Linked DNA regions of Homo sapiens: region 2 is linked to region 1. Evidence: chromatin contacts called from ENCODE Hi-C or POLR2A ChIA-PET data. All regions are on one chromosome and are shown on one strand. The core of a region is the stretch at or near the end of the contact, and the rest is flanking DNA. Distances in the headings are between cores, read along the strand shown.

Evidence for each region. Hi-C counts contacts between places; a loop is a spot of excess contacts on that map. ChIA-PET counts read pairs that join two places held with the same protein, here RNA polymerase II (POLR2A). Pooled maps may share reads with other maps.
Region 2: a map of psoas muscle shows a loop between it and region 1 (2.3-fold over the local background). The contact joins two enhancer-like sites. A Hi-C loop is called at or near these places in 1 of 168 maps with a recorded cell type or tissue (psoas muscle) and 7 of 50 pooled maps. POLR2A ChIA-PET finds 5 or more read pairs at or near these places in 5 of 52 experiments (H1, Panc1, T-cell and 2 more).

Annotation. Positions count from the first base shown.
Region 1 is chr10:72,105,348-72,108,743 of GRCh38, forward strand. The region is part of intron 9 of ASCC1 (activating signal cointegrator 1 complex subunit 1); the gene reads right to left. Among named protein-coding and RNA genes, the nearest start is that of SPOCK2, 18 kb to the left of the region's middle. Within about 2 kb of position 2,109, at least 6 of the 41 ENCODE cell types and tissues checked have a DNase peak (open chromatin) inside an H3K27ac peak, as active enhancers do.
Region 2 is chr10:72,157,023-72,160,301 of GRCh38, forward strand. All of the region lies in intron 6 of ASCC1 (activating signal cointegrator 1 complex subunit 1), which reads right to left. Among named protein-coding and RNA genes, the nearest start is that of ANAPC16, 57 kb to the right of the region's middle. Within about 2 kb of position 1,394, at least 2 of the 41 ENCODE cell types and tissues checked have a DNase peak (open chromatin) inside an H3K27ac peak, as active enhancers do.

The DNA.
Region 1 (3,396 bases), core at 859-3,358:
AGCCTGCTTCTGCCAGCACCCAAAATGGCCAGCCAGATCCCATACTCACTTGCTCACGTGCTCCCTCCCACAAGGGGTTGAGCACAGAGAGCCAAATAAATGGGGCACCCCCGTCACAAGTCTGACGAAGAGGTCAAGAAAAATCCTGCATCAATAATATCTTTAGAAAATTAAACAAACTTTTCCTATCACCAAGTAAAGAGAGAAATGTAGACCTTTGATGAAAGGTTTTTGGTCAAAATCAAGGTTTTCCCTGACAAACAATGGCAAGATAAAATCCAACCATCCTGCTGTCCCCTGCTCACATGATCTGTGAAGCCTACCATTTTCAGTTTGTACATGTTTCTTTCCTAGGGAGAACACAAAGGGAATTATTGATTTCTGGTAATGTTGTGGTATACACTGAAAGAAAACAAATAGCAAGATTTAAGGGCTCACTGTGGTTATTTTTCCTTGCATTCGTTTCAAAGCTTCTACTCCTTCCCCATTGCCCTGTGACACAGCCATCAAAGACCAGAAATAACTCCAAATGCAACAAGGCTGCCAAAATGAAACTGGCAATCTCAAACAGAGGTGGGGAGGAGGGTGGAGAGGGGCCTTTTCTTATATCTGTGACCTCGGGCTATAGAACCGAATAAATGGCCAGTCCGCAACAGCACAGTGACAATCTGCTGGGGATCCCTGCTCACTTGGCTTTCCCAAATGAGGCTCGCTCTTTTCTTCAATCTTAGACAAAGCTGTGGTTACTCTCTTCCAAGATCCCTCTTTTAAGAAAATCTACTTCTTGTGCTGGTGGCCTCGGTGAACTATTTGCTGTCTCAATACTACTTGAATAAGAAGAAATTCAGTTTTGAAGTTAAAAATGAAAATTCAAAATATTCAAGTCTTACGCTATTTATAATCATTCTTGACACACATGAGATAAACCAACCTTTAGAATATAATCTGATGCAACTGAAAGTAAGTACAGGGGGTTCAATTAATTCAAGTATTTAGAAGGATGTTCTAGGTCATATTTCTCTCTAAGAAAGGATGCTATTGTTCTCATGTATGGCAATCAGACTTTTGAAACTCAAAGCAGAGTGAATAGGAATAGCAAATGCATGCTACTTTGAGGTTTTCCCAGTGTTTTTCTTCCACAGCCTGTTTACCAACTTCTATTTCTCACAATTATCCCGTTTATAGATAAAAGTAGTAACACTATTTTGTACTTAATAATAACACTTAACCACCTACCTCCCTATGAGGGATGGTATGAACAGAAGACAGGCTGACAAGTACTTTGAGCTCTTTGGGAAGGCACTCCCAGTATGAAGCCTTGCTGTGGTTAAATAACACCTTTCATCTAAGGATCTAAAAGTGTCTTACAAAGCCCAGCTCATTAACTCCAAAAAAATTGCTATGATATAAACCAGAGCTGAGCATTATTATCCCCATTTATATAAGAAACAGGGACAAGCTAGGACCACTAATACTGTCAGAGAAATTTAAGAGTTCCTGGGATGAGGCCTAGGATACAGGCCAGTGGAAGGCCACGTCCACAAGGCAGTGTGTATGGGCCTCTCAATTCCAATAACAAATATGTACCAAAGAATGCCAAGTGGGGAAGCAGGTCCATCCTTAGGCTGTGCATATACAACCAGATAGCAAAGAATGAGGAGCAAATGATGTGAAAAGCTATCATCACAGCCCTTGGAAGATCCCAATTGCAAAACATCAAAACAAATAATGGTATATTTCAGATGCATTCCTCATAAAAGAGGCATGTAGGTACAGGACTAGTATGACTTCAGGGAGCAAACAGAAAGATACAAATACCAGACTAAAAATATAATCGATTTTGAAAAAAAAAAAATCAAGGTTCTTCGTATGTCATGTTACTAATCTCACTCAGAATTAAGATCACTTTATTGGGAGTTAAGTCATCAAAAAGAATTAAGTTCACAAATAAGTTACCCCCCCCCCAAAAAAATAAATTTTGTTTCAAAGTTATGTTTATTAAAATTCCTCAAACCTAAAAAAAAAAAATTCTGAGTTTCTGCCAAATACCGTGCATTTGTCTTCTGGGCCACCTGTGAGATTACTTCTGAGGAGACCAAATGTGGGAGGTAGGAAGAGGCAAGAAGGAAATGGAGATCCACCACATCCGGGGTCAAAAAAAACCTTCCATCTACTTTAAAAATACTCACATGGGCTGTGCCCAAGTGGATTCTTTCTAAACATCATCACAGAAGAATGTAATTGAGTCTGTTTACCCTAAGGTAAGTCATGCTCCTCTACACACAGACACACATACCTTCACCTAGGTACAAAAAAATTGATATTTCTTTTCTACTGAAGAAAGGGCACAAAAAGTTTCTTGGGCAGACTAGACGTTTTTAATGCTTTCCTATTGTGAAAATAAGTAATTCAAAATCTAAGCTGTTGGAATCTTAACATATTGTAAGGCTTAAGGGAATGTGATTATGTGAGTCACTTAAACTTGTATCTGTAACCTGGGCAGCTGTAACTGTTGTTTTTCTGATTATAGATTAGCCTTTTTCCTCACCTACACTGTTTTGTAAATGGTTGTAAATGAATAAACAGTGCCAGAGAAGATCCCTTCCCTTTTAACTGTTGATCTTCATTTTGATTAAACTTCCCTCTTACATTTCTCATACAAAGACTTAAAAGACTATCACATCATCTAGGATGGTATGTTAAATACTTTCTTTTTCTTTTTCTTTTTCTTTTTTTTTTTTTTTTTTGAAACAAGGTCTTACTCTGTCAGCCAGGCTGGAGTGCAGTGGCGTGATCACAGCTCACTGCAGCCTCCACCTCCCAGGCGCAAGAGATCCTCCCTCCTCAGTCTCCTGAGTAGCTGAGACTACAGGTGCATGCCACCATGCCTGGCTAATTTTTGCATTTTTTATAGAGACAGGGTTTTTCCATGTTGCCCAGGCTGGTCTCAAACTCCTGGGCTCAAGTGATCCTCCTACCTCCACCTCCCAAACTGCTGAGATTACAGGCGTGAGCCACCATGCCAGGTCCTACACTCCTAAGTTGGAAAGGAAGTGAAAACAAGCTGTACAGAAAAGAAAACAAACTGTAATTAACTAAATTATAGCTCATAAACCAACCTTGTATAGAAAATGTTATAATCCTACTAAATTTGTTTTCTGCCTATATAAGCAGGACCTTAACTTTTAACTTTAAGCACTGACCTCATTTCTGTGAAGTCCCTGTTTCCCAAATGGCCATTCCCAGCTTTTCACTTGAATAAACTTTTAAAAACTGAGTTCTGATCCTTTCCATTATTGCTGGTCGACATTATCAATGACTACAGACCCACTCCCTCCCCCAATTTCTCCATCTTTAAACAGGGATGATCCTTTACAAAGATGTTCTGCAGTTAAA
Region 2 (3,279 bases), core at 144-2,643, 51 kb after region 1:
TCTCAAACTCCTGGGCTCAAGCAATCCTTCCAGCTTGGCCTCCCAAAGTGCTTGGGTTACAGGCATGAGCCACTGCGCCCGGCCCAGATACTTTTTCTAATTAAGAAAAATTACAGCCTTGATCATAATAAGTCTTCCTATAGCCACCTCTAATAAGAAGTGAAATGTTTCAAAACACAAGCCAAGCTCTGAACTGTCATCTGAGGTATGTAGCTTCCATCAATACACAATGTATCTTCATTCCAAGTACTAGCCAAAGAATTCGATTTGAAAGATTGCCACTGAATCCTATCAAAATGAAGTCAAAAAAGTTTGTTTGAAAAAAAGTTTCACACTAAATACACATCCTCCGACATTTTTAAAGCTCTCACCCTGCATAGTTATATCACCAGAAAGCATCACCACACCATTGGCTTAGATTCCCACTAAAATGTTTTTAATGGGTTATATTTAATGTTATATCTGCAATTTCTAAGGTCAACAGAAGAAAGACCCATATGAACAATGTTTTTATCTTCTGCAAAATTCCTGTTAAAGACACTGTCAATCATCATTCAGCATTCTTTATTAAGATTTACATGACAAACTTTTGATGGATCGAGAACCAGAAAAGGTTACTCTCCTGAAAAAACTGTTATACTGGGGTTGGCTTCACAACAACCTGAGTGTACTTAACACTACTGAACTATGCACTTAAAATGGTTATGATGGCAAATTTTATGTTGTATTTTACCACAACTGAAAATTTTTTTAAACTATAAAAAAAATTGTCATACTGCTTTTTATCAGACAAGAACTATACTAAGTGGTGTATTTCTTTTTGTAATTTAGTTCAAGTACACTGGTGTCAGAAAATAGTACCAAACTTTAATGCTCAAGTACAATTATTACCTTACCTTGACTTTCAGATAGAATTTTCTCCCTATACCATCCTTATGGTTTCTAAATCTCTGACTGTAACATTTCTTTTGTATACATGTCCTCACTCTTAACTACCTCAAATACTTGGAATTAGATGGGGTACTAAGAAGAAAAAAAATTAGAAACAATGAAACAGGATCCAAAGCCTGCTTTATGAGCAGAAACACAAACTGTTTCAACCCACCCCTGAGATTTATCAAGAGGGAGATGAAAGAGCAGGATAGAAATCCGATGGTTTGCCCGATAAACACTCTTTGTCTTAGTGGCCAAACAATTACATCTGGGACACCAGTAAGCAAATTACTTTCCAACTGATGACACGTGAGGCAATAATCAGGCATTAATGTTTGTTCACGCGTATTTTCTCTCCTCTTTCTAGTCCCTTTAAACTTCTTTGGTTTGACGTCAGGCCTGCTGGAAACACTGAGGCACAGGAGGGTGCTGCTGTGACTGAAGAAGAGCTGCACATTTGTCAGACTCCGTACTCAGAGCCAGTGCACGGTCTGTGTCCTACATCTCACAAAGGAAAGTCACCAGGGACACAGCCGGAGCTTCCGAATTTACTAAACACTGAATAATTCATTCAAAATCTATAGAGCTACAAGAGCCTTTCACTGAAAAATTGAAACAAAACTCCTGTTTTTGGTCTCATAGCATCCTTCAAATTAAAAAACTACCCCCAAATTTAAAATGAATACTCAACTACTCATTTCTTCAATATAGCCATACAGCTCCACAGTTTAAATCAAATTCCAACATAGCCACATTTATTTCAATACTCCCATTTTAAAAACCATCAAATTAAACTACAGCACACTATGTACAGGTCTGTTCATTTTTCAGTGTTTTCCTTTCATATTTTAATTTGGGACCACTACACCATAAAAGGTTCAGGTTAGAAATGCCATTATTTATGGACATTTTTTCTAAGTACACCAAGCACAAAGACTAAGGTCAAAGAGCAAGAAAAAATTCGATGATCCAATTTACTGATTTACTTACCAGAGATTTAACAGAAGTACCCTTTTTGTTTTTTTAAGAAGTAGTCTCTTCTCAGAAGTAAATCAGTTTTGCACTTTTTAAACAAATGCATGTGATGGGAGAAATCAGGAGAAGAAGGTTGGGGAGGCTTGCTTTATTTTACTCGCTGGTTCCACATCTTTCCAGCTTTTTAAAAAGAGCATCTTTAAACAAATTTTTGCATGCACTGCAGATTTTTGGCAGGGTAACTTTGTCCTATTTCAAAAGCTTTGCTGAATTTGAAAAACTACAATTACTGTTTTCATACTGTCATGTCAAAAATTCTGAGGAACTATTAAAACTGCTCTTTATTCCCCAGGCACACTAACTCTGACATGCTTAAAGGGCTGAGATTTGGCATTTAGTCACAAAAGGCACCAAGAAACATAAAAGGGAGGAACTCAGCTAAATCTTTGCATAGCTTAGGATAAACCTTCAGTGATTAAAAACCTGTGACCTGATTTTCATAAGGTAAAAAGAACAAGTACTTCTCTAAACAAAATATTTTATCTACCTTTAAATTTTTTCTTAGCAGGATTATCCCAATGGCAGCCAAGGAAATGTAGTAGCTTTCAGTTTAGTTTAGCAAAAAGTAAACTGGGAATACATTAAAGTATCAGAACTGATCCTTAAACCAGGTAAAACTGCCCTGCTTTGTAAAATAAAGCATAATGCTTTGCTTTATATAAGGGAAATGGAAAGTATCTAATGACAAACACCAAATTATTTTGAATTTCAGGTAAGATCTAGAGAAAACAGATATGTCCGTTACTGAGCAAAGAACATGACAAGAAGTGTTCTTTGCTCTCTGAGATTCAGAAAGGATAGAAGACTGCAAACCCTATCAGCTTATGATCTTGCTCAAGAAAAATAGTTTGTCTTTGAAAAAATTAGTTGAAAAAGATAACTGGCCCATAAAGTGTTTGTATTACACAGTTTCTTTTTTTTTTTTTTTTTTTGAGATGGAGTCTCACTCTGTCGCCCAGGCTGGAGTGCAGTGGCGCAATCTCGGCTCACTGCAAGCTCCGCCTCCCGGGTTCACGCCATTCTCCTGCCTCAGCCTCCTGAGTAGCTGGGACTACAGGTGCCTGCCACCATGCCCAGCTAATTTTTTGCATTTTTAGTAGAGACAAGGTTTCACCGTGTTAGCCAGGATGATCTCGATCTCCTGACCTCGTCATCTGCCCGCCTCGGCCTCCCAAAGTGCTGGGATTACAGGTGTGAGCCACTGTTCTTGGCTAAACAGTTTCATATACAACATAACTAGAGAAAAATTTTAGATCCTTTTACCTTGTTCTATCCAATGAACCAGGTAAACCATTTCTATAAGGCCATGTT